Linked DNA regions of Mus musculus: region 2 is linked to region 1. A link is a loop called in an ENCODE intact Hi-C map of the cell type or tissue named here. Cell type or tissue: left cerebral cortex. All regions are shown on one strand. Each heading gives the region's core, and the rest is flanking DNA. Links, peaks and the distances in the headings are about the cores only. Region 1 has its middle 18 kb from the start of Stam2. Region 2 overlaps Fmnl2 (formin-like 2).

What was found. Peaks named below come from ENCODE experiments on the same cell type or tissue, not always from the same donor. Only the 100,000 strongest peaks of a DNase experiment are listed, where the experiment ranks them.
Region 2: a loop joins it to region 1, with 8 times the contacts of the local background. A loop is called at or near these places in 38 of 42 quality-filtered maps.

Annotation. Positions count from the first base shown.
Region 1 is chr2:52,751,650-52,768,077 of GRCm38, forward strand. No RefSeq gene overlaps it. Among named protein-coding and RNA genes, the nearest start is that of Stam2, 18 kb to the left of the region's middle. In left cerebral cortex, for the core only: CTCF peaks have their summits at 7,178 (motif pointing right), 10,006 (motif pointing left) and 11,486 (motif pointing right); DNase peaks (open chromatin) are centred at 7,162 and 11,518; H3K4me3 peaks cover 426 bases.
Region 2 is chr2:53,077,305-53,093,732 of GRCm38, forward strand. The region is part of intron 9 of Fmnl2 (formin-like 2); the gene reads left to right. Among named protein-coding and RNA genes, the nearest start is that of Gm52511, 77 kb to the left of the region's middle. In left cerebral cortex, for the core only: CTCF peaks have their summits at 6,134 (motif pointing left) and 8,523 (motif pointing left); DNase peaks (open chromatin) are centred at 6,088 and 8,510.

The DNA.
Region 1 (16,428 bases), core at 5,286-13,285:
TCTTAATCCAAATGTAGACTTCAGCCAGTTAATACCTCTCATTAATTTTTGAAAATCTTTAAGAGTTTGTAATTGGTCCCTATGGATCTGTTCCTTTTGTGGTCAAATTTTTTGTTGACTGACTTTATAACCCAAATAACTAAGTGAAGCTCCTCTTTGTATTTTTTCTGGAGCAATCTGCAACCCCCAGCATAGCAGAACTCTTTACGTTACCTCTAAAACATTTTTTGTCAGTATCGGTCAACAGAGTATCATCAATATAATGATAAATGATATATTGCAGAAATTGCTTACAAATTATTTCTAATGGTTGTTACACAAAATACTGACATGAAGTTGGACTATTTAACATTCCCTGTGGAAGTACCTTCCAGTGGTGTCTCTTTAGTGCATGACTACTATTCAAAGTAGGTATTGAGAAAGCAAGCCTTTCCCTTTCCTGCCCACGCAAGGGTACTGTAAAGAAGCAGTCTTTTAAGTCAGTTATTATTATAGGCCACAATCTTGGTAACAAAGATGGTAAAGGAAGTCCGGGCTATAAAGGACTTATTGGTTTAATTACCTTAGTAACTGCTCTTAAATCTCTTTATCATCCTCCATTTTCCTGACTTTATTTTTTCAACCAACACTGGAACGCCATGAGCTGGTAGACTCTTCTATATGTCGAGTCCCCAGCTGTTCTCGTACCAGTTGTTCAAGTGCCTGCAAATGTCTTTTGTTATGGGACACTGCTCTCGCCATTACAGGTTGGTTTGATAACCATTTTAGGAGCAAGGTTGGTATGTCAGCAGTGGCCCCTTTTATAAAGTTGGAAACCCAATCCCTGACATGTCCTGTGTTTGGACAACAGCTTGTGGTTGTTCTCAATCACCCGTATCAATACCTTCCCCAGAAGCATGGACCAAATCACCCCTAATGTCCTCATTTGCTGTCCCTGGAATTGGAGGAATATTAGAGTATCCTATTGCTATAAAAGACCCCTTCCCCATATATTTATGAGTATGTTAGCCACATAAGGGCATAACCTCCCCGTTGTCCTTTCTAGTCCCTCACAGGCAATCCGTCAGACACTTTGTATTATTTATGATAATTTACCAATTCCTATAAATTGTGTGTAAACCTTCTGAAGTGGCCAATCTGCATTCCAAGACTTTAGGAAAAGATACTGTACTGGCTGGTTTTGTGTGTCAACTTGACACAGCTGGAGTTATCACAGAGAAAGGAGCTTCAGTTGGGGAAACGCCTCCATAAGATCCAACTGTAAGGCATTTTCTCAATTAGTGATCAAGGGGAAAGGCCCCTTGTGGGTGGTGCCATCTCTGGGCTGGTAGTCTTGGTTCAATAAGAGAACAGGCTGAGCAAGCCAGGGGAAGCAAGCCAACAAGGAACATCCCTCGATGGCCTCTGCATCAGCTCCTGCTTCCTGACTTGCTTGAGTTCCAGCCTGACTTCCTTTAGTGATGAACAGCAATGTGGAAATGTAAGCTGAATAAACCCTTTCCTCCCCAACTTGCTTCTTGGTCATGATGTTTGTGCAGGAATAGAAACCCTGACTAAGACATATACTAATGTCAGCTCCTGTATTCACCAAACCTTCTATGTCACCACCATTAATTTGGGTCTCTGATCATTAACCACTATTTGCAAGAACACAAGTTTTCCAGTACTCCCAAAAGCTCCTGTCCTTTCCATTGGAGCAGTCTTGCCTGTAATGCAGGGAATCAACAGTTGAGCAATTCTACCCCCTGCATCAATTTGCATCTCCTTTGTCACATATGCCATATTTTTTTATTTCTTCCTTGTTATCCTCTGGATACACAATAAATCCTTGAGAACTTAATCCCCTAATCCCCTTATTCTCAAGAATATTCCCACCGCCTCTGAGGGTAAAGGACCACAAACATTAGTGGTTAACTTGTAACATTCAACTTTTAGTGATAATGTAAGATGGCCAGATCCAAAGCTGCACTTCCTTCTGTAACATGGATAAGATCAGAAATACTTAGTTTTTATTTTCTTGCCTGCTTGGTACCACTTGGATGACCAAAGGAAGATGACTCATATTGTTTGCTCTGGAGCCTTGAGCTGAGCGGGCCCTCAGTTTGTTTCCTGATGGCAAGAGGTTACTTGGACCAGCAATCCTTAAACCAATGTTTGCCCTTTCCACAGTGGCCACAATACCCTGGAAGCCTTTTTGGCTCCTAGCAACCAGATCCTGCTTGCTGACTTCTATGAATACCGTATTCTCTAGAGTCAATGTACTTGCTATTTTGAGCACTGAATCTTCTAACCTTATCATTTCTTTGGAAATGACCAAATTCACCACAATTAAAACATCAAGCATTTTGATTCCTGAAATTTCTAGCTATGATTTGCCCTATGATATTGGCATTATGCTCTGAGAACTAATACCATCTGTCTCCCTTATCCATTCATCTACAGGGGCTCACCATGCTTTCAATAGTCTGATTGTTCTCTTACATTTGGTATTTGCTTTTCAAATGCTAATGCTTCTATCAATAGCTGTCTGGTTTCAAGACTAATATGGCTCTATTCACAGATTACCCCAATCTCTGGAAGAATTCTGTAAAGATTTCTCCAGAACCCTGTGATATCTTAGTAAATGAGGTGGATTCCCCCGCCCCAGGCTCCTCAGTCATATAGAAGTATCTTCTTCTGTATTATTCATGCTTTACCTTCTATTTCACTTTCCAAAACCCCATGATTGCATGTGTTCTCTATCTTTGTCCTTTACTTTTTCATTTCTCACATCTGGAAATGTAAGAACTAATTTACCATGTCATCTTTCCTAGAATTCCCCAACTGGTCCCAATCTATGTCTCCCTGGAAACTCCTTGGCCCCTCTTGCTCCAGCCCCCATTCACTCAGTCCCATAGATTCTTTGTTTCTCATTAAGGATGGTTGTGAGCCATCAAGTGGTTGATGGGACTTGAACTCGTGACCTCTGGAAAAGCAGTCAGTGCTCTTAACTGCTGAGCCATCTCACCAGCCCCTGGAATGATATTTTGCACCTACAGTCACAAATGAACCACTTGGTGTTAAATATTTTCTAAAACCTATCTTGTGTATACGTCGTAGTTTCCAGGAGCAAAACATTGGGAACAGTGTGTTTTGTAAGTTTTGTGTCCTTTCTTTGAAAAACAATCGACCCAGTTCTTAGAATAATTTATGTACCCTAAAATCCATACATTGAAATGTAATCCTCAAGGGGGCAACATGTAAGGGTCTAGCCTTTGTGAAATAATTAGATTTCTTTTAAAGATTGATTTATTTATTTTAAAGATTTATCTATTGATTTTATACATATAAGTACCCTGCAGCTGTCTTCAGACACACCAGAAGAGGGCATCAGATCCCATTACAGATGGTTATGAGCCACCATGTGGTGACTGGGAATTGAACTCAGGACTTCTGGAAGAGCAGTTAGTGCTCTTAGCCATTGAGCCATCTCTCCAGCCCATAATTAGATTTCTTAGTTACTTTTCTATTGACTTTATAGGACACCACGAACAAAGCAACTTATAAGTGAAAGCATGTCTTTTATGTGGAGCTCACAATCTAAGAGAGTAGTAGGCTCCATGACATATGATGGGGAGCACGGCTGCCAAGGGGCACGGCACTGGAGCAGAACCCAGAGTTTACATCTGGCTCCTCAGGCAGGAGGCAGAGAGCTACTGGGGATGGCATGGCCTTTTAAAATCTCAAAGCCCATCCCTAATGACACACCCCCTAATCCTTCCCAAACAGTGCCACCAACTGGGGACCAAAGGTTCAAATATGGGAGCCTATGGGAACCACTCTCATTCAAGCTACTACATTAGAACAAGAAGGGACCGCCCTTAAGAGTTCACACTTATTAGGTAAGGGCGCCACACTCATAAGAAGAGGCTGGGAGGAATGGCCTGACCCACTTCCTTCACTCCTCTCTCATTCCCTCCATCTCCTCTTCTTCCCCCCTTTCTTCTTTCTTTGCTGGAAATAACAAAAATTTGCCAGTCTGTACCTGGAAGTGAGTCCTTACCAGAATTTGACTGTCCTGCCGCCCCGATCTAGGACTTCCAGTCTCCAGAACTATTGGAAGTTTCTGTGTCTTATAAGTGGCCCATCCTTGGCACTTCGCACATTCTGGACAGACACATTGCACAAGGTCAGTTTGATACAGATTCCTTCTTTTTAACTTCCGGTCCCCATCACTGTGTACCTGGAGCAGGGTAAAGGGAAGGGATCAGCCCGGAGATGATGGCTGTTTAACAACTCCCGTTTGCCTCGCATTATCCTCACTGTTGCTGCACAGTGAATAAAAGCATCAAGAGCATGCCTGCAATTCACTGTTTGGTAAACACTGAGCGAGCATCCACTGAATGCCAAATACTAGTAGTGGGGGGGTCCCAGCTTGATGGGGCGTGAAAACATCGACGAAAAGACTGCTTTCAAGGAATTCCATTCAGATGAGGAGAGTGACATATGCAAACACTAGAAGAGGAAACGTAGGGGAACGTGTGGGGAATGTCCGGGTATAGTCTCAGTATAGACCAATGATATTTTGGTACAGACCCATTTGAAGCTGGGCACCAACGAATACCCACAATCCCAGCACTCAACAGAGATAATAATAACTGCGTAATAATTGCAGGTCTGAAGTCAACTTGAGCTATGTAGTGAGCCCGTTTCACAAGCACAAAAATAAGTATATGATGCATGGGCAATGAAGAAGAAAATAGTAATTCTTGGTAATTGGTTTTTGTAAAATATAAGCTAAGTAAAGAATGAACAGAAATGATTTTAAAAAGTGACTGTTAAAAGAGTCAGCAACGATTAAATTCAGTAAATTGTATGTGTGCATATGTTTATCTATGCCTTTTTTCTTTATAAGACAGTCTTTATGTGTAGCCCTGGATGTAGTGGAACTCTCTCTCTCTCTCTGTAGACCAGGCTAGACGTGAACTCAGAGTTCTGCCTGCCTATGCTTCTAGAATGCTAGAGCAAAGGTACGCACTACCACTGCCTGGCTTTTCTATGCTTTAAAGGAATTTACTGTTAAAGTCCTAAAGACCTCCTGTCACAGGACTCCTGAAAGAGCTGGTTGATTTAATTCAATACGTTTTTACTGCCAGTGAAATTAAAGAACGATAAAATGGACTAGCTTAATTTTTACTTCACAGTTTATTTAAAACTGGTCTTGTTCACTGTCATACTACAATCTGCCCAGTGGGTGGCAACATTGTCTCACCCCAGAATCAGCTTCTCTAGAAAACAAAGAAACAGTAAAACAAATTTCAGGCTAGACCTAATTTAGCCAAAATTAACAACATCACTTTATCTACCTTACGAAACCAGGTGAGTAATACACCATTGTAATATGCCAACCTATAACAAATTTCAAATAATTTATAGTGAGTGGCAAAAGTAGCTGCTAATAAGTCACTTTGCTAATGAATGTCAACGAATTGGGCTGTGCTCCTAAAAAATATTCACCCAATCATCATCTTCTGCCCAATGTTTTAGTTTTAATATAGAAAATACGTATTTGTTTAGACTTAATCTCATGTGCGAAAGTCAGCGATTGTGATAAAGACTATTGTGCTAGAACTCCAGGAAACTGAGGCTGGGGAGATAGCTCAGTGGTTAAGAACACTTGCTACTCCCAGAACCCCATGATGAAGAGTTCACAGCCTTGCACCAAGCACACACTAGTGCCATGTCTAGCGAAATACTGCTTCTATTCTGGAATAACTAGACTTACACAGACACATAAATAAAAAGAGAAGGAAGGCCATGGGTCTCTGCAGAACAGTTTATGGGGTGGGACCTTAAAGATGGATAAGAACCATTATCATACACCGTCGTTGAAGATTTAAGGAGCACTCTAAATAATGTTGAACCTTAGTTACATAAGCTATAGGGTAATTTTCGATCATAACAGCATTTCCCCTTCTAGCTTTGAGGCACCGTTTTAAATTCAGAATTTAGTCAACATCTGTGTTCACCTGCATCCTTGTAAGAGCATGTTTTTCAGTCTTTATAAAGAAGGTATATGTTTTCAATGTTGGTGGCTAAGCAGTGTAGTTCAGCGGTAGAGCACATGAGGCCCTGGGTTTAACCCCCCAGCACCTAAATTAAAAAACACTGGTATTTATCCCTCATCTAGCCTGGATTCCCTGTGTTAGATTTTTATTGTTATTGAGCCTTTTGGAGAATTAGTGTAGCCCTATTTTTGCATGAAACATCCTAGGAAGAGCTGTGATGTCGTTTTAGATCAGGTAGGATTATGTTTCTCATTTTGGTTCCTAGTAATTTTTTTGATAGTGCTAAGTATAGACTTAAGTTCTCGAAACTGACTTCAAAATTCCAAAATCCTTTTCTCGGGCATAAGTGATTTTTTCCCCTAAGCCATCATGTTATTAATACATATGTAACTTAGGCTTTATTCTCCCAAGTGAACAATTTTATTCTTACTCTTGTTAGTTGGTTCTTTGTAATGAAGGGAAATTGCCAATTCAGTAGTGTCTGAGACTAGGGACATTGGGCTGTGTAGAACTCTAGTCTAGTCTGCATGGTGTGTGTGTGTGTGTGTGTGTGTGTGTTTCTAAAAGGTATATGTATACTTTTTACTTTATACCTTTCACTTTTATCTTAAGGGCAAAATACCCTAAAAGGATATAAATTTTGTTTACCCATCAAAAATTCAAACCATAGTACATCAGTGTGCCAGATATAATAATTCTATTTTATGTGTCGGACTCCGTGGATGTGCACATCAATGTGGCCTAATGAATGGCTATGAACATAACGGTTCCCCCGGGAGCTTTGATGTCATCAGTAGGCATCACTTGCCTTCTTGGGGGTCTCTGTGGAGTCTGGAACTTAATGAGGAACCTGTGTGGGTGTCTCCTGCATACCTCTGCAAAGTATCTGCTCGACCTACCTGATAACGCTGGGTAACTCCGATCTCTCTTCTCACTCCCAAAACCCTGTTCACTCCGGCATCTTTCTGATTGACACTTCTGCTGGCAACACGTTCAACAATCATTCGAGTCAGTCCAGCCCTCCCGACTTGCTTCTGCGTTGCTATCAGGACTGCCTTTCAGTGCTTCCTGAGGGCCCACACAACCCATGCACACATCTCAGCAGCGAGCCACCAAGCCCTCGATAAGTCCAGCAGGGGGCGTCAGTGAAAGCCTTCGAGTCACGAAATGAGCAAGCACTTTTTTTTTTTTTCCTTTTAAGATTTAGTTTTTATCTTATGTGTATGTGTGCTGCCTGCATGAATATGTGTGCACATGTGAAGGCCTGGTGATCAGGGTAGCCAAGAAGGGTATCAGGTCCTCTGCAACTGAAATTACAGACAGCTGTGAGCTGATATGTGGGTGCTGGGAACTGAACCCAGAGCAAAAAGTGCTCTTAACCTCTGAGCCATCTCTACTGCTCCTAGAATCAGATTGTAAAATTTAGGATGATTGGAGTTCTCGGTTTCCCATAATATAAGATATTAACTTTATGTATATGGAGATATTAACTATGTATATGGAGTGAAATTTTCATAGATAATACAGGATGGTATGCAAACATCACACCCCCACTGCCAATGATAGGGCAGAGCCTTAAACACTGAAAAGGAATATCATTAAAGTTACATAAATTAGTGCAGCTCTCAGCCTTAATCAATCTTCCTTCCTTCCTTCCTTCTTTCCTTTCTCTCTCTCTCTCTCTCTTTTCTCTTCCTCTCTTCCTCTCTTTCTTTCTTTCTTTTTTGTTTTTTCCGAGACAGAGTTTCTCTGTGTAGCCCTGGCTGTCCTAGAACTCACTCTGTAGACCAGGCTGGTCTCGAACTCAGAAATCCGCCTGCCTCCACCTCCCGAGTGCTGGGATTAAAGACATGTGCCACCACTGCCCGGCTTGATCTATTTCATTTCTTTTTTTTCTTTTAGGTTTTTTTTTTTGGGGGGGGGGGGTTCCAAGACAGGGTTTCTCTGTATAGCCCTGGCTGTCCTGGAACTCACTTTGTAGAACAGGCTGGCCTCGAACTCAGAAATCCGCCTGCCTCCACCTCCTGAGTGCTGGGATTAAAGGCGTGCGCCACCACCGCCCTGCTTTGATCTATTTCTTAATTACTATTTGGAAACTAACATTTAATCGTAAGTCTACATCTTCTACTTAATCAAAACGAAACTTTCCTTTCAAACTGATTTAGAACACTAACAGACTCCAGCCTTATCCCTTATTAGAGAATAGACCCATACATCCCAGTCAGCGGGATGGCTCGGAGGATAAAGGTGCTTGCCTTGCAAGCCTGACAACCTGGATTACATCACCAGAACCTAGAAGGCAAGGAATCAACCAAATCTCAAAAGTTCTCTTCTGACCTCACACAAGCAATGTGACTCACGCCCTCACATCTCACACACACACACACACACACTAAAATACAGTATGCCAGCTAAATGATAAATGATTAAGAATATAAATACTGCACATCTGTTAATGTTTTAGCCTCCTGTCAGAAAAAGGTGTTTCTATATTTGTATTTATAAAAGGATCTGGGATTTGAGCAAATGAAAAACAAAAAAACAAACAAACAAACAAAAAAAAACCTCTTTTTTTCTTTAGATATCCCTCAGTATACCTGCTTAGTTTTAAAGTCTTGTAAACTGTTTCTAGCTGTTTCTAACCAAGTTGTAATACTGAGCCAGCTGCAGGAAGGATAATTTCTAAACTTTCACAGTTATCCTTTGGTTGGTACATTTTTTTCAGTTATGCCATTTGTGAGATGCCAACATTGGCTTCATGTTATTCTTTCAAGTAGGGCTAATTAGTCAAGGCAAATAAAGCTGAGATGACTTTTTTTTTCTTCTTTTTTTTTTTTGTTTTGTTTTGTTTTTTTTTTTTTTTTTCGAGACAGGGTTTCTCTGTATAGCTCTGGCTGTCCTGGAACTCACTTTGTAGACCAGGCTGGCCTTGAACTCAGAAATCCTCCTGCCTCTGCCTCCCAAGTGCTGGGATTAAAGGCGTGCGCCACCACGTCCAGCTCTGAGATGACTTTCAAGTCTTCTTTTTGGGGGGTGAAAAGTGGGGTTCTGGAATTAAATCCAGGGCCTCACAGGAACTTATGAATGCTAGGTAAATACTATATAAGTGAGTTTTAGCCTTGGTCCTCAAGTTTCTTTTTTTTTTTTTAATTTATTTAAATGTTTTTTTTATTACATATTTTCCTCAATTACATTTCCAATGCTATCCCAAAAGTCCCCCATGCCCTCCCCCCCAGTCCCCTACCCACCCATTCCCACTTTTTGGCCCTGGCGTTCCCCTGTACTGGGGCATATAAAGTTTGCATGTCCAATGGGCCTCTCTTTCCAGTGATGGCCGACTAGGTCATTTTTTTTTAAAGATTTATTATTTATTATATGTAAGTACACTGTAGCTGTCTTCAGACACTCCAGAAGAGGGAGTCAGATCTCGTCACGGACGGTTGTGAGCCACCATGTGGTTGCTGGGATTTGAACTCCGGACCTTCGGAAGAGCAGTTGGGTGCTCTTACCTGCTGAGCCATCTCACCAACCTCTAGGTCATCTTTTGATGCATATGCAGCTAGAGTCAAGAGCTCCGGGGTACTGGTTAGTTCAAAATGTTGTTGCACCTACAGGGTTGCAGATCTCTTTAGCTCCTTGGATACTTTCTCTAGCTCCGGTCCTCAAGTTTCTTTTAGGCAAAGACTTAGAGGGTGTGATAGACAATGAAAACAGGCTGTTTAGATATGTCGATGAGTTATCTTAAAGTTACTACAATGCACGGATGCAGAAAAAAAAATCTGAGGATGCTCTTTAAAGTTTTGATTATTTGGGCTGTACAGAGATGGCTCAGGGGTTAAGAGTATGAACTGCTCTTGTAACTGGACCCGAGTTTGATTTCCAGTGCCCTCAGTCAGGCCCTCGCAACTGCCTGTAACTTCAGCAGCAGAGGCTATAGCTCCCTCTTTTGGCCTCTTCAGGAGTTGCACTCACATGCACATACCCACATACACACACTTATATATACAATCAAAAAATAATAATCACAAATCTTTAAAGTGTTACTTCAATGACACCACCATGAATGAGAATTTTCAAAGCATTGGAAACTGTGATAGAATAGACTTTGGAGCCACAATGCCACACAAATTTGTACAAGGTCCACAATAACAGACTCTGTATCTATCTAACTGTTCCTACAACCCAAAGGAAAATTGAGGAACAACTCAGAATACATGTGGAGGCAAGGGCATCACCAGAGGCGCAATGATAAACACCTATCTAGTCCAAAGGGAAAGACCACAGAGGCAACCAAGTAAGTAAAGATCCAGAGAGATGGGAACGGCCCAGCTAGACAGAGCAAGAAAGCTAGGGGTGTGTTCCTACGCAATGGCTGAAGGTTTACCCAATAAAGAGAGACCCTCCGGAAGATCTCAGCAGTATTGAACAGTATGCCATGAGGTTGCTGATCTCAAGACATTGTCTAGTCGGAGAGACATAGCTTATCCATGAAACGTTAAATAACCACATGAGACAATTTGAGTAGTGATGCAAAGCAATATATGATTATCATTAGGAAAGTCTTCAAAATACAGAGGAGCTTGGAGCTCAGTTTTCGATGGGCAATAAAAGTTCAAAGGGATAAAATAAATATAAGGATTAACAATTATGAAAATGGAAAGAGAAATGTCTCTGGTATATTATGAGAAAGCAATGAAGCCAACTTGAGGAGTCTATTAATCATGGTTTTCATTTTCTATATTACATGGTGTTTTGATAAGTTGCAGCCTTGTCACTCCAGGGGGGGGGGGGGTGGCGGGGGCTGTCCTTTGTAGAAGTGTCCAGTTCCTAAAGAGAGCAGACAACACTCCTATATTCATACCTCTGATGCAAAAAAGCCAGTCTTAAGTCCAGGCAAGGCCCTGTCTGCCACCTTCCCTCCACCTAAATTCCCCGGGGCTGACCACCTAGCCTTATATTGAACTAAACTGCCTTTCTTCTTTCGAGCTGTAAAAAATAAACTTTCCCTTCCCCTCTCCATCTTCCTCTTCTCCTCCACCCCTTCCCCTTTTAAAAAACCAAGTTGGCTTCAGTTTCTGAGCTGCGGCAATTCTGCCTCGACTTCCTGAGAAAGTGGAGTTCACAGGTGCACATTGGCTTTTCAGTGGCGAACATCTCGTGATTAGCTGCACTTGCCCTGCCTGAATAAAAATAAATTTCCAAGTACATTTCACAACCGAAAAATACAGAAGGTTTCCAAAGAACAGTGATTCTTGGAGTTCCTGAAAGCAGATCCTCTCAGAAAGCAAAAGAAGCCAGATGAGTTTTCGTGACACGGTATGAAAAGACCATTGATACGGGTCTGAAACACATCTCTATCTTATTTTTAATTATGTGTATTATGTGTGTGTGAGTGGGGTGAGGTGGATTTGTGCACAGGAGTACAGTACCTGAGGTCGCCAGAAGAGGGCGTCTGATCCCTGGAACTGGACTTAGCCACGTGGGTGCTGAGACCAAACTTGCATCCTCTGATCTTTTGATGTTTTCTCTTTCCTTATTTGAGACGGAGTCTGACTATGTCTCTTTGGCTGCGGAGCTCTCCATGGAGAGTAGGCTAACCTGGGTTTCCCTGCGGGAGTTAAAGGCGCACACACACCCAAGCAGTGGAGTGCTCTCAAAGGCTCAGGCGTCTCTCCAGTTCCTGATACGGTTTCAGATTCCTCTCTGCTGTTTACCGTTGAAACCCTGCCAATTGTATTTCTAGTTTTCTGTAAAGGTTTTTAAGCACTTCTTTATTTCCAACTACATATTTGCGAAAGGCTAGATTTCCCTCATTTGCTTGAACCAAAATAACACGTTTGCCACATATTGGATGCAAATGAAGTCTTCAGAATGCAGCTGTTTTCCATTAAGCCAGATGTGAAATTTCTCAAAAAAAAAAAAAAAAAAAAAGTAAGATGACTTTTTTTTTTGTACTAAATTTGTTTAATTTTGAATTTTTTATAAAAATTTATTATGGTGACATATAATGTGCTAATTACTTTTTAATGAATCAGTATGTAAATATTTTTGACATTTCTCCACTTTAGTTTCAAATGTAAAGATTCAGTAATTCTTGGGAACAAAAAGAGTTATTGAGATCACATTTTTTTTAAGCTCAATTAAAAATTCATTAAAAAGATTTTTTTTTTTTCCCCTGAGACCAAAATCTTAAGAGCAGTGTACTGGAACGGATTATTGCTGTTTTGCCTAATGATCGTGTTGTTAAACTGCCTTCTTGGTATGTTCATATCCGTAGATGTGCGCGGCTAAGGCTCGGCGCATGTCACAGGAAAAGGGAAATCGTGTAAGAGCCAGAGGATTGGAAGGGGTGCTGTAAAACGCAACCTTTGGACATGACATGACCGTTTTACCCAGGAGCTGCGGTTGGTTACCGGCACCAGACCAGCGAGGATTCCAGCTTGGACGAGTGGGAGAGACTCAAATGGCTAAACTCCTGGCTGAGTGGTTTGTAGGCTGCTGATGGCTGCTGAGGAAAGGAGACACCTCCTCCATTTGGGGTACCACTGCCACTGATAAATTGTCCATGTTCCAGTAAGTGGCCCACACCCATATGCCTATGATTAGTGCTAATTAGACTCGGGACTCTGTGAGTTATTTTACTGTGGGGGCGGGGGGAGGAGGTGATGAAGTTGAAGTTGGGATCAGGAGTGGGAATATGGGGGTAGATATGATCAAAATACATTGTATATATGTATGACATTCTCAAATAATCTTTGGAAATTTTCTGGTGGAGTCTTTAGGGACTCTTGCATGTTGGGTCTCTTCCATACAAAGTTATATCATCTGCACTAGAGATGTGTGTTGGCTTCTTCTTTTCCTGCCTGCATCTTTTTTGCTTGCTTCCCCTGCATGATTGCTCTGGCTAAAACTTCCAGTAGTATATCGAACAAGAGTTAAGAAGATGAACATTCTTATCTTTATCACAATAAATGGAAATACAGTGATTTCCCCCTCATTTTAGAAAATGATGGCTATAGGTTTGTCATATATAGCTTTCATTATATCGAGATGTGGTCCTTCTATTCTGAGTTTCTTAAGACTTTTTTTTTTTTTTTTTTTTTTTTTGAGTCAGGGTTTTTTTAGCTCTGGCTGTCCTGAATCTTGCCACATGTACATCAGCTTGGCCGCTAACTCGGATTTTTGCCAGCCATGCTGGAGTTAAAGGCATGCTTCACCATGCCCTGAGCTTTGGGACTTTTAACAAGAAGCAACACTGGATTTCTTCAAAAGCCTGTTCCGTTTCTACTTAGATGATCATGTGATTCCTGTCTTTGAGTTCATTTGGTGAAGTTTGCAGCATTTGTTGATTTACATCTATTGAGCCATATGTCCATCTCTGAGATAAAAAATCAACTTGATCATGGTGAACAATCTTTTTTATGCTATCTTAGTTGGTGTTCTATTGCTGAGAAGAGACACCATGACCACAGCAATTCTAGAAAGGAAGACATGTAATTGGGGCTGGCTTTGGAGTCCCAGAGGTTTAGTCAGCATCAGCATGGAGGACAACCTGAAAGTACACAGGCAGATGTGGCGCTGCAGAGTTTTACATCCGGATTCACAGACAACAGGAAGTGGGTAGGGAAGGAGCCACTGGGCCTGGTTTCTATAGCCTCAGAGCCCACCCCCTGTGACACACTTCCTCCCACAAGGCCACGCCTCCTAATCCTTCTAAATACTGCCACTCCCGAAAACGAAGTATTCAAATATATGAGCCTATGGAGGACATGCTTATTCAACTACCACAGATGTTCTCGAATTTGGTTTGCAAGTATTTTGTTGAGACATTTTGCATCTGTGTTCATCAGGGAAATTGATCTGTAGTTTTCTTTTTGTTATTTCTCTATCTTTATCTGCTTTTGATCTAACTAATACTAGATTCATAATGAGGATGTGGTAATGTCTTTTCCTTTGCTGTTTATGGTGTAGTTTGAGAGGCACTGGTGTTAATTCTTCTTTGAAGGTTTGCTAACACTCACCAGTGAATCTATCTGGGCCCAGACCTTGTCTTAATTGGAAGATTTTAAGTTACTGCTTCAGTCTAACTACTTCTTATAAATCTGTTTACATGGTTATTTCTTTATAATTCATCTTTATTTTTATTCATGTGCATATGGGTGTGCAGGTCTGTGAAGGCTCAGGTCTGTGAAGGCTCAGGTCTGTATGTGCAGGTCTGTGAAGGCTCAGGTCTGTGAAGGCTCGGGTCTGGGTGTGCAGGTACAGTAGAAGCCTTTGGATCTGCTGGAGCTGGAGGTTAATAGGCAGTTGTGAGCCTTCTGACAAGGGTGCTGGGAACTAAACTCAGGTCCTCTGGAGGAGCAAGTGTCCTCCCCTACTGAGTCATCTCTCCACCTTCACTGGTTTGTTTCATTTTTGTTAGCTTTGGTTGGTCATATGCATCTAGAAATTCATTCATTTCTTATACTTTTTCAAATTTGTGGATTATGCGCTTTGACATGTAGACCTAAAGTTTCTCTGAATTTCATTGGTAGCTGTTGTAATGGCTTCTCTTTTATCTCTAATTTTACTAATTTGGGTCTTTCTTTCTTTTGTTTAATTTGGGTAAGGGAGTGTTAATCTGTTTAGGGTTTTGTTGTTGTTTTAAAAAACAGTTCTTTATCTCATGTAGTCTTTGTTTTTTTTTTTTCATTTCATTAAACTCTGCCTTTTTGTAAAATGTGGATTTTGAATTAAGAATTACTTAATGTAAAAACAAAAAAGAATTACTTAATGTTATGGAATAAATATCAGATCAGCATTCTGCCTTAAAAATGGCAATGACAGCTCAATGGAAGCTAAAAAGTTTGGAGTATCTTGGCCTTTTTTTATGATTTATTAATTTTTATTTTATATGTATGGGTGTTTTGCCTATCTGTATGACAGCACACCTCACACATAGAGTGACCACAGAGGCAGAGGAAGGCATCAGTTCCTCTGGAACTGAAGTTACAAATAGTTGTGAGCCACCATGTCAGTTCTGGGAACCAAACTCAGATCTTCAGCAAGAGCAACCATCTCCTGACTGCAGAGCCATCCCTCAGCTCCTTGGCCTGTTTTTATGTATGGCTATGTGTGTGCACATGTTATCTACATGTATGTTCGCATTTATATATTATTAGCACGGTATCAAATTGGCTTATAAGCTACCCCTCACATACGTCAAAATTACCTCAGATTCTTTTCGTTTAGAGCACAATGGAGCTTTAGAACAAAAGCTATGTTGGTATCATACCAAGTAGGTACGGCTTGGCCACCTGTCCCGGTACATCAGCTTCAGAGACAAGTAATGATGAAGAACAAAGAAAGGGGATTCACTCAATGTAGCCCTGTGGGGGAGGGAATTGGGAGTCCTGAAAGCAGGAGAGTCACGTGGAGAAATGAAGAACTAGAGCATGCATGAGAGAAGCCTGGGAGCTCCAAATGTGGGCGCCATGTAAATAAGACGCAAGTGCTTAGTGCTTTGATGGCTGAGCACCTCGAGAGCTTCTACCCGCCCCAGCCCTCTGGCCCACCTCCTCACTTGAGAGCACTTTCTTTCTTGATATACTGTGCCTATGTCTACCATGATCAATGTGTCCCTGGTTCAGTTCTTTGTTCTGTGACACAGGACCTGGAAATCTCAGTAAATGCACTCTGGACTCTGATCTGCACCTACAACAGGGTGAGCCAACAAGCAGGAGGTAAGATTTCTTTCTTTAATGTCTTTAATACTTTAATTCAAAAGAGCCTCTGATGCTTGCTTTCCTAACTTCCCTTCTTCCTTCCTCCCTTCCTTCCCTACTTTTTTGTTTGGCTGTCTCCTTTCATTTTCCCCTGAGCACCTGTCAAGAGTCGGGAAAACTCCTAAGCAAATCGTGTAAATCCAAGAAAGTTTATAGGTTTAGGCCACCGGACTCCAAGACAGCAGAGAGCTCCCAGTGCCCATAGAATGGGTACACTTTACCTAAATGTGCACCTCCTTTCCACTTTCCCCCACATCCTGTAACGTGTGACACATTACCAACAAGGCTCCTTCCTCTCTTTCTCACAATGCCAAGACACCCCTTTCTCTCTCCTGCCATGGGTATCAGATGCAGCCTGACCACACATAATCTATGGACTCTTCATCGACCAAGTGGCATGAAACCATCTCTCTGCTCTGTAAGAAGGGACCCACTGTCTCTACCTCATGGACCTGAGCTTTCTCCAGAGCCCTTGCCATGACATCTGTCTTTCTATGGCATAGGCTCATGAACTCCCCTCAGAGACTCCACCATGCTATCTTTTCATAACATTAATAACTCCTCTACTGAATACCAAAGGAGCACTCTTCCTCGGTATCTGTCTTCAATCCCCAACC
Region 2 (16,428 bases), core at 3,808-11,807, 320 kb after region 1:
CCTCTTCTAGTGTATCTGGAGTGTATTCATATACATAAAGTAAATAAATAAATAAATAAATAAATAAATAAATAAATAAATAAATACATCTTTTTTAAAAAAAAAATCTGTTTCGTGCTACATTAGACTTATGTCAATACTGCAAAACTGTGATTTATTTTTATCAAAACTTTGAAATTGTTACTACCAACAATATTAGATATTATTTGATGTTAGTAACAACATAGTATAACATGAAAATTTTTCATAATTTTAGCAGAATAATTTTTATTTTATATACTCTCATATAATCTTTCAGTTTAAATTAACAAGAGTCCTACGGTTTCCAAAAGGAATAGTGATAGAAAAAAAAACATATGAATAATGGTGATATGTGGCTCGGCAGAACACGTGATTAGCATACACAGACCCTGGATTCAGTCACCACCAGGTCACTGCTCTGTTCTTTTTAAGTTGTTTTATTATTATTATTATTATTATTATTATTATTATTATTATTACTACTGTGAGTGTGTATGAGAGCCAGATCAGAAGAGTGAGGGTGAGGGTGGGTGGAGACTTCAAAGCAATGCTCACATCATGGTGGAGATGTGAAGGGTAGAGGACAGACTATGGGAGCTGATTCTTTTCTTCTATTTCAGCTTCCTGTTATTGACCTCAGTTACCAGGCTTGAGTTTCAAGCATTTTTACCAAACATCTTGCTTGTCCTCATTTTGTTTTCAAAAGAGTCTTACCTTCACATCTAAAGTTTTTGCTTAGGAATAGAGAATATACAAGTTAATGAAATTTGAAGGATATTAACACAATTTTATAGGATATTGCTGATCGCAGTTTTTCTCCACCTGTGGGTTGAGACGCTGTTGGCAATCTACTATCTCTAAAAATATTTATGATTCATAACTATAGCAAAACCATAAGTTATGCAGTAGCAGCAAACATAATTTTATGCTTGGGGTGGGGGGGGGGTCACCACAACACGAGGAACTGTATTAAAGTGTTGTAGCATTAGGAAGATCAAGAACTACCGGCTTGGGCTGGCGAGATGGCTCAACAGTTAAGAGCACTGACTGTTCTTCTAAAGGTCCTGAGTTCAAATCCCAGCAACCTCATGGTGGCTCACAACCACCTGTAATGAGATCTGATGCCCTCTTGTGGTGTGTCTGAAGACAGCAACAGTATACTTATTTATAATAATAAATAAATCTTTAAAGGAAAAAAAGCCATTGGCTTATTGTGATGAAGTAGGGTCTAAGGCCAGCATTACTGAGCAATCACTTGTGTATGATGGTGAGTTTCAGTGATACAATGTCTTATGGCTGCTTGTAACTTGTATCTATAGCAAGGGTGTGAATAGTTGAAGATTAGCTTGTTAATTGCCAACTATGGCACTCTGCAAATTCTTTGCTCTAAGTACAACTAAGTAAAAGAAATCAACACATCTGGTTTGGTGTTGAAGTGTTCCCTCATGAAAATTTATGCCCCTAAAACTAGGACCAGGGTGAGAATAAGGGGCCATCTGTTTCTCCTCATTGTTTCCTTTATCCATATGAAAAGACATGTAGCCATCTTCTTGAAGTTCTGTCTAAGTTGCATGGCTATATATATTTTTTTGAGCATTTAGTCTGTGAGATAGGAAAAAAAATACTTTTGGAATCAGGAATACTTTTGGTGTTCATATTAGTTCAGTGTCTTTTTTGTAAGAAACAGATTCTAACATACCGAAGAGAAGGTAGATGAAGGAGAACAGGAGACAAAGACAGGACAAGAAGCCTAAAGACCAGCCTTAGAGCTGGCCAGGCATTCCTGGTGTCGCTAGCCTTACACATGGACAGGCATTGCTGGTGTCACTAGCCTTACACATGGACAGGCATTGCTGGTGTGGCTAGCCTTAGACGTGGGCAGGCATTGCTGGTGTGGCTAGCCCACGAATAGCCTACACATTCATCCTTGAGAGGTGCTCTCTCAGCTGTTTGGTGTTCTTTTCTCCCAAACATCACTGACCTTGCCAAGAAACCCATGGGCTCATAAAGTCCTGCCAACTGTGAAGGGCCTTGACCAGCCCTCGCTGTAGATTCAGAAAGGTTCTAGTTCATCTCCTACAAGTTTTCAACCTAGACCCTCTTCCCTTTTTCCTTACCCTTCCTCCTTTCACCCCCCCCCCCCCCCTTTTATCTTGGGTATAGTTGAGAAATTGCTCTACTTTTAAAAGGTACTCCAAAATATACCAAAGAAAGTTTCCATTTGGTGTCATAGCAGAAGTATCCAAGAATAGAATACTACAATAGAGCAGCCTACTACAGTAACACCACTGATAAAACCGTGAGGGTTTTGAGCCATCAAGTCTCCCAGGATGCTTTAAGGTATCCCTGAAAACCCTCAGGATTCCAGATCAGTTACAACTGTCTCCAACTGCTTTTATACTGGTAACATCTGGTTTAGGGCAAAAGCTGTAGTTAGGTTAGTAAACACCCTAACGCCTCCCCACTTCTGAACTTCCAGTATAGACACACAAGCCCTCTAAAATGAGTCACTCAAGGCCACCAGCTCTCTTGTATAGAAGACTTTTGGCAGTAGCCCTTGTCCCCCCTCCACACTGCTAGAAATTTTCCTAAGAAGGCTGATTGTGGTTTAGCTACTGGGCATCTGAAAGCACTCGTACTATGCATTATTAACTTGATTTAAGAAAGCCTGTCAAGTGTTATTCACAGTGGTCCAAACTGGACAGGAAGAAGAACAGACATTTTGATGTGTTCCCAGAATCCCTCTGAGTTTAATTTCATTGACCTCATCAGTATTTGAGGGCATGGGGGCTATAAATGTAGCAGGAGCCATCCAAGTAACTCTGGAAGTACTAAATATTTTAAACATGGAAGGAGTAGTACTTTTGTATTCAGTACAAAGACTACTCTCAAGCCATGGGAGATGTAGTCCTAGAGTTTGTATGTGTTCCATTATGTCAGCCATGAACTGGATTATCTAATTTACCAGGACACCTCTGGCTGCTCTGTTCTCTTGGGTATGGGTAGCAAAGTCAAATGTGCTATTAGCACTGCTACATGGTTTTGTTTACGTGGTGGTTGTGAATGGATAGCATACCACCCTAGCAGTAGGTTTACGAAGCTCTCTGGTTCTATGGGGTCAGTGTTCATACTGAGATGTCTGAGACTGTCTCCACTTCTGTTGTCTCTAGGGTCTCTCAGTGGAGATATAGCTGACAGGGCATCTAGTGTCTAGAGCTCCCTAGAGAACTGTTTGTGTTGAGTCCATACTGAAAATCCAGAGAAGCTGGAGTGTAATGTCTGGATGGCAGCAGCGGCTATACTATGAATATATTCATACTTAGCAAGAATGGTGCTAGTAGTTCACTTCTTTTTCATGTTAGCCTATTGGATGGTACAACCCATATTCAGGGTGGGGCTCCCCCCCCCCCCCCCCACTTAGTCCCCTTTGGAAACACTTCCACTGATAACACATCCAGTATTTGAGCTTCACTAGACCTCTCTCCGTGCAGGCATGTTGTCACTCAGTCCCAAGCATCACGTTTGCCTTAGGAGCTGTAGGGGATTACCTAAGATTTTACTTGTTTCTCCTCTTTGTTCATGACAATGATTGATCTCCTTATAATAAAAGGCTTGATGAACTTTGTGATTGATGCGAGGGTGATTCTACTTCTTCCAAGTGAGTGGTTTTGAGAGCCTTCCTAGAAAGGAAGGGAAGCATTGCCTAGGGTTCTGAGTTCATTTCCTGGTAAGGATCAAGTTATGATCATGAGTGCCTGCATCCTCTAGTGAGGAAGTGAACACCACTCTCCTGCTGACTGTAGGATGAGCCATACTTACTCACTGAAAATACAAAGTGAGCTCTTTGTCAGGGATATTGATGAACACTGAAAATTCAAAAGTAAACTGTAGGACTCCCCCGAAAAGGAAAGCCTCTAAGAAGCTAATACATTTGACCATTGAAATTCTAGGCTCTCAAAAGGTAAATGGAAGATTCTAGGCAAGAAGATGGAAAGCTGACCAAGACAAGTTTGTGTGTATGTGTGTCTGTCTGTCTGTCTGTCTGTCTGTGTTTAAGGAAGATGGTGCAGAAGAAAAGTGAGGCAAATGGGGCCTGAGTTTAAGATAAATAAGAATCAGTTAGGTATCACCACCATTGTTGATTATTATCATTAATTTTCACACATGGCCTCCAACTTGTTAGGTATTCCAGGCTGGCCTTGAGCTTAACATTTCTTGTCTTAGCCACCTGGGTTCTGTGATTATAGGGGTGTGCCTCTATGCCCGCCTCAGGTGATAGTTACTGCAATAGATGGGTACAGACTTTAAAACATCCTTTGTGTTTTTGTTTGTTTGTTTTTGTATGTTATGGTTTTACATATCAAAGTACAAAACAACCCATGTGTATTCTACAAAGTCCAGAGGAAACCTTGTCACTTTGCTTTTTCCTTCTGTATCCCTTGGTTCATAGTACCTGCCTCTTTCTTTCTCTGTTACCTGATTTTCGGATTCTTTAGCTTCCTTTATTTAAGGAACCTCGATACATCATCCTATTAATCCAAATAATCTCCTGATCTCAAACTCCTTCACTTACTTATTCAAGTCCATTAAATACCTTGTACCACATACGGTAACAGTACCAAGGTGGGGACACGGATTCCCTAGTGCAAGGAATACATAATTTGCCAACCTACAGGTAAAGAGAATTAAGAATGCCATTTCATATTAAGATTGTCTTTTGGTGAAGTTGCCCCATGCCTGAGAAGAGAGAGTGCGGAGTGCTCATGAAAGGGGCGTGGCTAATAACACTCAGTCCTCATTTTCCAAAGCCTCAACATGAGGGGGCTGCAAAAGAATTGTGCTCCCCAGTCACTGGGTCTTTAATCAGCCTCCAGTAGTAAAGAAATGAATAGAAAGCCCCTTGGCAGTGGACCCAGCATGAGATCACTCTGATGGAGCCAGGTGTGAGTTGGCCTCTGTGGCTTGTTCCAGTATCCACCACTGATGTTTCGGAATCCTTGGTCTCTTCCTACACTGATAGCCAGCCCTAAAGTCTGCAGGACCTTCGTTCTCTGTGTGTCTGGGGGAATGAAAAGAAAAATAATTAAAGAGAGAAGAGAAAGCAGAGAGGATCAAGGTACTCAGAGGCACAGCCAGTTACCAAGTGACCTGGCTAGCTTGCAGTGATGGAGGCACTTTTGCTCATTCTGTCTTTAGTGCAGACCCCTTCCTAGCCTGACTATGATTCTATACAAAGAGGAGTTCATTTTCTTAATGGAGCAGCCACTTAAAAAGCAGGGTGTTGCCTCCTTTGTATTTTTATTCACAGAAAAATAGCCCTTCTAAACCCATGCCCTCTGGCAACTGGGAAGCAGTTGGCACATGTGTCCTCATTTTATATTCTTGAAAGACTGCCCTGAGAGAAGCCGCGAGAGCTGAGTTCTGCTGGAGACGTGCAGTGTCTCGTATAGGCTTGGGCGCTGGTCTGCAAGCCTGGAACTTTCCTTCAGAACTGACTCATTGACATTTGTGTGTTCTGAGGTTTAAAAGAGCAGGAGAACAGTGGCATGTGTGAGTTTATTATACACACACACACACACACACACATGTTTGTGTCTGTATATGTACATACACACATATATGGTTACTTGAGCCCAAGAAGAGAAAGTGGGGAGTGATTGTGAAAAGGGACATGGCTAATAACACACACAGTCTTCATGATTTCAAAGCCGTGTGTGTGTGTGTGTGTGTGTGTGTGTGTGTGTGTGTGTGTGTGTGTGTGATATTAAAGTCCAAGCTATTGTAGTTTTGGTAGTATCCACTCTGGGAAACATGAAAAATGGGGGTTTTCAGCCCCTCATCAGAATTTGGTAGTCATGTCCAGCACAGATTTATGCAGGGTCACATTAAATATCTGTTTTAGGGTCACCTTGCTTTCTTCTGTGCCCACCCCCTCACTTCTTCATTCTACACTGATTTGTATCATAAATATTTTTAAAACAACCCTTGTCTTGTTGCTGAAGAGATGGCTCAGAGGTTAAGAGCCCTGGCCACACTTCCAGAGGAGCTGAGTTCAATTTCTAGCAAATATGGGGTGGCCCACGACCATGCTTAAAATGAGGTCTGGTGCCCTCTTCTGGTGTACAGCCATACATGCAGGCAGAACATTGTATACATAATAAATAAACCTTTTTTTTTTAAAAAAAGAAGTGTTTCCTAAAAAAAAAAAAAAACCAGTAAAACCAAACCAAACAAACAAAGCAAACCTTTTCTTGTTGCTGGATATGACAGTGCATACCTATAATTCTAGCACTTGGGGAATGGAAGCAAGTCATTTGAAGCTTCAGAGTGAGCCTTCAGCTAGCCTAGACTACATGAGACCTTCCCTCAAAAGAAAATATAATTTTCGTCCTGAGACCTTGCCTTTCAAATTTATTCTAACAGGTATTTTCTATCATGTGAAAATAAAAGACTTTTTTAAGTGTCACCAAACTGTAGGCTGCCAGTTGTTTTTAATGGTTTGAGAGTCTAGTGCTAAGAGTTACGTTAACTGGTAAGGTTCAGTCCTAGCTCTACCATAATTCTGGGATGCTTAGACATGTTAACTGGGAGGAAGGGTAAGAGAAATCACATTTTTTATATATTTATATGTGTGTGTGTTAATATGTGTATAATTGTACAAAGATACTGTTTGAATAACAATTAAACCCTAAAATACAAATGGCAAGATTGGCCATGACCGTCCTGGTAATATCAGTGTATGTTGGTTTCTGTTGTGGAATTAGACCATCTCTTACAGTTTATGCATCTAGTTTTCGTTCCTAGAGATGCCTGGTTATCTTTTGTTCACTATTTGTCCTTACCACCCTTTCCTTAAGAACTATTAAACAAACTTGGAGGTCATGAAAATGTCTGGGGAGTTGTTGAGTAGTGTTATTGGTGATTATGGTTATTGGGACTGGGGCATTTGACAGATAATAAAAGGCATGGTAGGTGCTCTATATTAGTTTCCTTGATATGCTAAAGGTAGAACTGGCTGCAATGAGATTTAGTAGAGTAAATGTATACCAGGATCAACAGTAAGAGAGACAGTTTGCAAATGTACAGAATATTAGTTAGTTCTAACTCCTCATTATAATTTAACTCCAAATTCTAGGTACTTATTGAACTTGACTTTCTGAGAGTCAAGCTTAAGTTTCAGTTGGAATTGAAACATTTATAAAGCATAAACATGTTTGTATGTGAAGTCCATAGTAAATATGTAAGGATTTTGTTTTATGGTTTCTTTCATAATAATGAAGAGTAATATTTAGAAAAAAGACATGCACACAGTTGTTGATTCTGTTCCATCTCTCATATTATAAGTATCAATAAATCTGGTCTTGTATATGAATTTTATATGTATGGTTTAAAGTAGAGAAAATACTAGAATGTTTTCTGTACAAACATTTGGTTATATATTTAGTTAACGCCCCCAGGCTAATGCGTATTGCTAATTCCCAAGTGTGAGTAAGGTGTGAAGAGGAGGCCTCAGTGTAAGTGGGCCTGCCCTCATTCTAATCCACTTCCCTCTGGGTTTGTATACAGTCTCCCAGGACATGCTCTTATACTCCAGGCACTTTGCATATATGTTCCTATATTTTCCTATTACAGAGCAAACATAATAGGAAAGGCTACAGATAAGGTAGACTCTTAAATTACTAGTAAATTTCATGGTAGACTGAGCAATTCGTAGTGATCCAATGAGAAAGGAGGTGTCTTTTGAACTGGATTATTTAAAAAAGAAATGAAGAAGAAAAGAAAAGAACTTGATTTGGTGGAGAAAATTTCAGGAACAGAGACTGACAATGTAAGTAAGAATCCATGGCTAATTGGGAAAAATATCTCCCCATTTTACAGATAGTGAGAATGTGGTCAGGAATTTAGATATCTCCTATATTCTAAATTCTGAAATTCAGATGTTTCCTATATTCATCCAATTCCATCATTTATGGTTTTAGAAAGAAACCATCAGGTAGCATCAGACAAGAGTCTGAAGTGAATCTTTAGTGGAGGTTCCTGGACCTGGAGTGACCCTGGAGAAAGCAGGCAAATAGCTCTCACTCTTTAGGGACCCGAGTCTTAACATGGTTAATGTTTACCAAGCTGAAGAGCAGAGTTTACAGGATTCTGATCACTACTTATCATTTATTTGTAACTGCCCTAAAAAAACTGTTGCTGAAGAATGAGGATCACTGTGTGGCCCCACTAGAGGAAAGAGCGGAGTCTCCAGTAGGGAATTGTGCCTTTGGAAAACACTTGTCTCTGGAGAGTCTAACTCAGCACTTCAATTGTGATGAAGGTGTCAGTGGCAGGCATCATTTTAAAAGCACATGGATTCGGGGGTTGTGAGGGGGCAGTGTCTAAGTGATGAAGAGCACTTGCTGCTCTTATAGCAGAGTACTTAGGCTTCCGTTTCCAGCAACTGCATGGAAGCTCATAACCACGTGTAACTCCAATTCTAATGGCACTCAGTGCCCTCTTCTGGCCTTCCTGGGTACTACTCACATAGGCAAACTCCTGTAGATCCATAAATCGACAAGAATAATTAAAAAGAAAAAATGTTCACTAAAGGCACACTGGTTCCTTTGATGCTCGATAAAGGCTGAGTTCTAGAGATCTAACACACACAGTCTGCCTCACATCCTTCTGACCCCGCCAGAGAGTGTAGGTCAAGGTGCTGGAAACAGAGGGTTAGAAATACAGGCAGTATACATGTTGCTTCCCCATCTGTTTATCAGCACATCTTCCCAAAGGAAGGCTGATGTCACTCGATTGGCAGTTGATGAGGATGCTTGTGTTAGGAGGACGATAATGGTAGGGCGTGAGGCTATGTTGGGTTGGGAACAGCTCCCTGATCTCCCGAGTAGACGGTGACAAATGCTCTGTTGATCATACAGGCCTGCAGTAAATTAGAAGCAGCAGCAGCCACTGTGACACTGATAACACATTTTAGAAGGGTAAATCCTTCCAAATCAGAGAATGCCAAGAGTTAAAAGAGAGATTTGACAATCTGATGCCTTTGATTCACTAATGAGAGTGAGACTCAGGTAAGATCAAATAGTCCTAGGAGAAGTTCACAGAGTAGCAAACCAAGTCCCTAAAGGACATCCTCCGGCATCATGCCCAAAGACTCTCAGTATTCTGATAAACACGCTACTTTTGAGACACCACTTATAAGGCTAGAGAGATGCCTGGTGCTTAGGAGAGCTTGCTGCTCTGAGAACCCTAATTCAATTCCCACTATCCATATTGGGTGGCTCACAAACAACTGTTACTCCAGCTCCAAGGACTCTCAACCCCTTTTAGGACCCCTACAGGGCATTTACATGCACGTATCCCTCCCCCTCCCCCTCCCCTCCCTCCCCTCTCCTCCACACACACACACACACACTTTTACACTTTTACACTTTTTTAAAATCTTAAAATATATTTTAAAGGCAATACTTAAATCTCTCCAGAACTATGACAGCGATGAAAACCATAATTAAGTGTTGTGGGATTACACTTGGTATCTAACCTGTGTACCAATGCCCCCGCTAGTGTTTTGTCACTTACTAGGTAATTTCACTTGGGAAAAGGGAACATCAAATGAGGAACTGCTTCCATCAGATTGCCTGAGAGGTGTTTTCTTGATTAATAATTGATATGGTTAGTTTCAGACCATTTGTGGGTGGTGCTAAAAAAGCAGCCATAGCAACCCAGTAAGTGGTGTTTCTCCATGGCCTCTGCTTCAGGTTCTGCTTCCAGGTTCCTGCCTTGAGATTGTGCCCTGACTTCCCTCAGTGATGGTGTGTATCCTGAGAGTCCTGAGCTGAAATAAACCCTTTCTCTCCAAGTTGCTTTTGGTTATGAAGTTTTATCACAATAGTAACCCTAACAAAGACTACAAATATCTCCTACAGCCATTCTAAACAGAGCAGATTCCAGGGCTCTAAATTGAGACTTGATTGAGGACCTCCACAGTGAGACTAGGAATCTGTGCTTTTGAAAGCAGTCAAGGTTTCTAGCCTGTTTCACTGGGGAACTAGAGGCCCATGCACTCATATGATTAACCCCCCAGCTCTTTTGACTATAGATTAAATAGCTCGATCATAAACTCCATTCAGCTTGCATTTGAGCAACACCAAGAAGGCCACGTTGCTATCTCGGGGTATCTTGCGGAATTATGATATATCTGAGCAGGAATTAGCCCACTGACTGTACATAGAGACTTGCATAGGTAAAAGGCATCTTTGCATTGTGGTAATTCACAGATAGCTGTGGGTTCCATCTGCAGTAATAGAGAAAGGGTTTTCCATGTGGAAGAAAGGACAAGTGGACAGTAAGAAAACAGATTACACTTGAGTAGCTAATGAAAAGTGGCTGTCATAGTCACGGTTCTGTTGCTGTAAAGAGATGGCCAAGGCAACTCTTATAAAAGAAAGCATTTAATCAAGGGCTCATTTCTAGCTTCAGAGGGTTAGTCAGTTTTCAACAGGGCAGGGAGCAGGGCAGCACTGGAGCAGTAGTTGAGAGCAGCATCCTAATCCTTAGCCAGAGAAAGAGAAACTCTCAAAGCCCAGCCCTAGTGACAAGCCTCCAACAAGGCCATAACTCCTAAACCTTGTAATCCTTTCAAAGAGTTCCATTCCCATACCAGTCATTTAAATATATGAGCCCATGGGGGCTGCTCTTTTATTTTTCAAGGCAGGGTTTCTCTGTGTAGACCTCAATGCCCTAGAACTCATTCCTCACTCTGTAGACCAGGCTGGCCTCCAATTCCCTGCCTCCCAAGACTGGGATTAAAGGCTTGTGGCTTTGGAGGACCCCCCACCCCCACCCCCAACTCTTTTTTTTTTTTTTTTTTTTTTAATTTTGAGACAGGGTTTCTCTGTATACCAGCACTGGCTGTCCTGGAACTCACTTTGTAGACCGGAATGGTCTTGAACTGTCAGAGATCTGCTTGCCTCTGTGTCCAGAGTGCTGGGATTAAAGGCGCACACTACCATGCCCTGCCTGGTGGAGGGGGGGGTGGGGGTGGGCATTATTATCCAAACCATTGCAGAGAGAGTAGTTGAATTCAGAATGAACAATACTGTTATTGTTAATTTTGTGGCAGATAAAGATGCCTCAAAGCACTGTGGTAGCCTGGTATACACAACAGAAATAGGTATTAAAAAGAGCTTTGAATGGTTCTTTCCCTCCCCTCCCCTCCCCTATCCTCCCCTCCCCTCCCCTCCCCTCCCCTCCTTTTCTTTCTAAGAATTCTTCATTCTGCCAGCAAGAATAAAGAATTACCTTTAAAACTAATAGATTAAATACCTCCTCTTTCTAGCTGCTTGGTGGCTATACACGATGGCATGTTGTTGACATAGATCGGAAACCATGAAAGAGCTCATGGCTCTGTCAAAGTCCTGTATGTTTGGATTGTTTGACTGCCACCCCTCAGTAATGAACTGGGTGATACCCTCTGATGTGGTTCCCTAGAAATGACTTGGGCTCCAGAGCCGCCTTCATTTGTGCTGAGGGAGAAGAAGCATGCAAGCCAGACTCACATTTCTGTCTATATGACATGAGCAGTCATTAAACAGGTGTATTTCACAACCCCACAGGAAGTGGGAAGCTGTGTGTAGGAAGGGTGGTAAACTGTGTCTGACGTGAAAGTGAAATATTACTTAGCTCACACTGCTTGCATCTAAACCACCCTACCTACTTGGTCAAACCAGGATGTAAAAAAAATGACTATTAATCGTCTGTATATACTAATTAATGCTAGAGATTAATATGGTAGCAGTTATTCCTTTACCAGCTAGTTTCTCAAATAACCACACGGAGACCCTTACTTAATATTTCAAAACTTAGGCTTTAGCTGGGCAGACTCTCAACTAGCTCATCTAAGTTAACCTGGCTACCTAGCTCCATCCAGCCCCATGACTAGCCATACCTTCTAGGCCCATAGTCACCTTCTTCTTCCTTCTTCCTAGAGTTTCTTTCTTCTTCCCAGGAAGTCCCACCTCCCTCTCTTTACTGCCAATCACAGGCTTTAGCCTTTTATTACTTCACTTGGGGAGGATGGTTGACACAATGAAAGCTAGTGTATGTGAGAATTCACTGCATTTGAAGACATAGCAGCACCAGACCAACCCCAGCACCAGGGCCAACATGGCTGAAAGAAGATAACTCTGCTCTCCTTTGAGGCTGGTTTTAGAAACTGGCAAGGATGAAAGAACAAGAGACTAGTTTTGAACTATTTTCAGAGTTCACATGTTGGCCATCATGAGAATGCTATGAGTTGTCAAAATATATGGCTCAAGTGAGATGGTTATGCAATAAAGCAGTTGCCACGCAAGCCTGATAACTTGAGTTCAAATCCCAGAACTCACATAAAGGAGAAAGGAGAGATCTGACTCTGTAAAGTTGTCCTCAGATTTCCATGTGTGTGCTGTAACACATATGCACACACACACTCATACATACAAAGTAATAAAAACTGTAAAAAGCATATGCATAAACAAGAAGCACATTTACACACAGATAAGATTGCATGCTATATATCACAGCATATAATTTCTGTCTGCCAACAAGACCCACAGGTTGTAAGACACAATAGCACTTAAATAAAAGAGCTATACTAGGGTTCAGCAAGATGGCTCAGCACTTATGGTGAACCCTAATAATCCTCCAGGTTCCACATGGTAGAAAGAATTGTCTTCTGACCTCCAGATGCATGCCATGGCATGCATACCTCATATAGAGAGCCGTTCTATGTTTGTTTGATTTAAAGTACACTGTTGCAGCTAAAATTTGCTGTTCTTGACTTTTTTGTTTGTTTCTTTGTTTGTTTGTGTTTTGAGAAGGTCTCTCTATGAAGCCCTGAATTTTCGAAAACTCACTATGTAGGTAGACCAGTTAGCCTACATATGCCTGCCATCTCAGTGTCCTGAGTGCTAGGACTGAAGGCATGTATCACCATGCATGGAATTATTCCTACTGTCTAGTATTTCTAATTCCTTTCCTGGCTTTGCCCTCAAGAATCCGTATCTACAGGAGGGATCTGGAGGGAGTCCTTATTGGATGGAACGACTTTAGGAGCTTCAGAAAGTAAGCCAAACAGACTGTAAAGGAGCTCTCCTGTGCACTGTGTTACTCCGTCAGGCAGTAGATTACTCCTGCTAGGAGTAGGGCCACCAGAATGTGACAATCTGTAGACAAACTCCAGCCTATGCATTTGAAAAGCAAGTGCTCTGCTAGGCTGTAAGGGGCATTTTTTTTACATATCACTGTGTGGTGATTTGATTGAAAATGACCCCCCCCCCCAGGGGCTCGAATACCTGACCATTTGGTTCTTGGTTATTGGACTATTTAAGAAGGACTAGGAGGTGTGGTCTTACTGGAGGAGCTGTGTCCTTCAGAGTTCTGTGTCCATCTTACAAATCAGATGGACACTGGGAGCTTACATCTGCTCCAGCACCATACTTGCCTCCTGCTGCTATGTTCCCTACCACGATGATCAGACTAAATGCTTTCTTTTATAAGCAGGCTTGGCCACCGTGTCTCTTCATAGCAATAGAACAGTAACCAAGGCACCAGCAAATCATTTGCATATGAATAAATTCATCAACCTGAATTATATGAATGTACTTATTTTCCTGACCACAGACTTCAATCTGATAGTGTAGCCACTGCCCACCCATCCCTGTGGAGTCCTGCCTAGTACAGCCGTCCCTCTTTGAATCTTTAAACTCAAACACTGCTGGCACTGAGGTGCTGTGAGGTCAGAAATGGTTGGTCTTTTTCCCATCAGGTGGGATCTTTAAACCTGGGTTATATAGTAACAGGGCTGCCACCCCCAAGCTGTTAGTTCAGGCAATTCAGGGAACATCATGGACTTCCTTTCTCATCTTCAGAGCTGGAGATTATACTGCTGACTTCCAGGCCCTACTTTAAGAAGGCAGATTGGAGTTGGGTGGTAGAGGTGCACATCTTTAATCCCATCACTCAGGAGGCAGAGGGAGGCAAATCTCTCAGTTCTAACCGTCCTGGTCTACAGAATAAGTCCCAGGATAGTCAGAGCTACACAGAGAAACCATGTCTCAAAAAACCAGCCCCCAACAACAACAACAAAAAGGAATATGGTGGAGGGGCAGAAGTATGGCTCAGAGGGTAAAGGTGCTTGCTGACAACGCTGATTACCTAAGCTTAATTCCCAGAACCTACATCATGGAGAGAACCAACTCCCACAAGTTGTTGGCTAGCTTACACACACACACACACACACACACACACACACACACACACACACACACACACACACGAGGATAGAATATAAAAATAAAGAAAATAAGAATTATAGAATAGTTAATGATAAAGAGGCCATATGGAGTACAGGGCTATAGGGAACTCCATAACTCAGGGGAATGGTGGAAATTAAGCACCTGTGAGCAAGTCTTTGTGATTTCCTCCAACAGGCCTATTGGGTTATGCTGGGCAGCCCACTAGGATCTTTGGGTAGGGGAAGAAACATCTTCTGACTCAGTGTGTTGAAGCATGAAGGCCAAATCTTTATCTTAGCCCAGCTGCTTCACTCCTACTTGGGAAGCAGCTAAATCCTTCCTGGCCCAGTTAGAACAGACTGTCCCATGGAAGCAGAGACATCCCCACTAGTGAGAAGCAAGCAAATGCAGTCTTTGCCCAAATCATCACTCTGTTCGTCAACGTCTGTTAAAAGTGTTTCCAAAGGACCCCAAACCATTTGGACACAGCCAGGGTCCTGGATGCCAAGAGGACTGTGGTTTAAACCGTCTCTAAGGGCGGGGAGGGGTCCATTTCCCTATAGGCTCATAATGGAGAGAAGGCATCACCAAAGCTTTGTAATGAATATTTTCTTGCTGGTAAGATACAGATGCCTAACTTTCAACCCCACCAAAGTCACTGACTACCTGTACTAACTAACCCTGTAGCCACTGCCAGCCCCCAGGGTGCCCCACCCCCACCCCTGACAGACAGACAGACAGACAGACACACACACACACACACACACACACACACACACACACACACACACCATGTACTCGTGCTTGATGACTAGATGTGAATTCTTCTGGGTTAGTTATATAAAAATTAAGGGCCCCTTGCTTAAGTGTTTCCTTCTTGGTGTGTGGACAGACTCCTTGCCACAGTAAGTCCCTGAGATCTGGGGAGCTCCCTGAAGGAAAGCAACCATTGCAAGGCAGTCGATCTTATGACTGAACACAGTCCCCTTTTGGACCTGCTAGAGAAGAGAAGTTCCATTTTCTTTTCCAGGATTTACGAAGCAAGCCATGATTTTATAGTTATTTGTGGTTGAAAAGCATCTGTTGCCTTCTCTTGCTAACAGCAGCAGTCTGATGGTTACTGACTTCTTAGTGGCCAGTGAAACCACTGCTCTAGGCAATGGCTCCCTATGCATCCCAGGACCTCTTACTTCATACACAGCCTTCAAATGACTATTGTGATAGAAGCAGACCCTTCACTAGACCTGCTGAGGGCTCCTTAGAATCTAAGAATGAGATGTTCATACTGGACACGTTCAAATGAAACCATGTTACTTCATTCCAATAAAGTAATAATGGATGGATTTTATAGTGTCCTCAACCTTCTCTCTCTCTCTCTCTCTCTCTCTCTCTCTCTCTCTCTCTCTCTCTCTCTCTCTCTCTCTCTCTCTCTCTCTCTCTCTTTTTAAAGATTTATTTATTATTTATTATATGTAAGTACACTGTAGCTGTCCTCAGACACTCCAGAAGAGGGAGTCAGATCTCGTTACGGATGGTTGTGAGCCACCATGTGGTTGCTGGGTTTTAAACTCCAGACCTTCAGAAGAGCAGTCGGGTGCTCTTACCTGCTGAGCCACTCACCAGCCCCTTCTCTATCTCTTAATGAAATGTAGGTCTATAGAGACTCGTGACTGAGAACTTGATGTTTCACTAATACTAAATAGTCCTGTGAAAACTTCAGTCATTTCCAGATGTTTCCAGATATTCAGATGTTCAGTGTTAGGTACCTAAAGATACCACACTTAATTCTGTGCATGTGTTTTAGTGTGGGTTGCATAAAGAATCTTGACATCTTGTTCCGAAGGCAGAGAGGAGAAGATTGGCTAGCTAGGACTAGGGTATTAAAGCCCATGCCCACAGTGACACACTTACTCCAACAAGGCTACACCTCCTAATAGTACAACTCCCTGGGCCAAGTATACATAAACCATCATATATAATTTCCTTGCCCCCATAGGCTTGTTCAAACATATGAGTCTATGGGGGTCATATCTAGACATAGCATAGTAAGAAAGTACATTTAGTCCAGCTTCTAAAGTCCCCATAGTCTATAGCAGTCTTAACAATGTTATAAGTCCAAAGTTCAAAGTCTCTT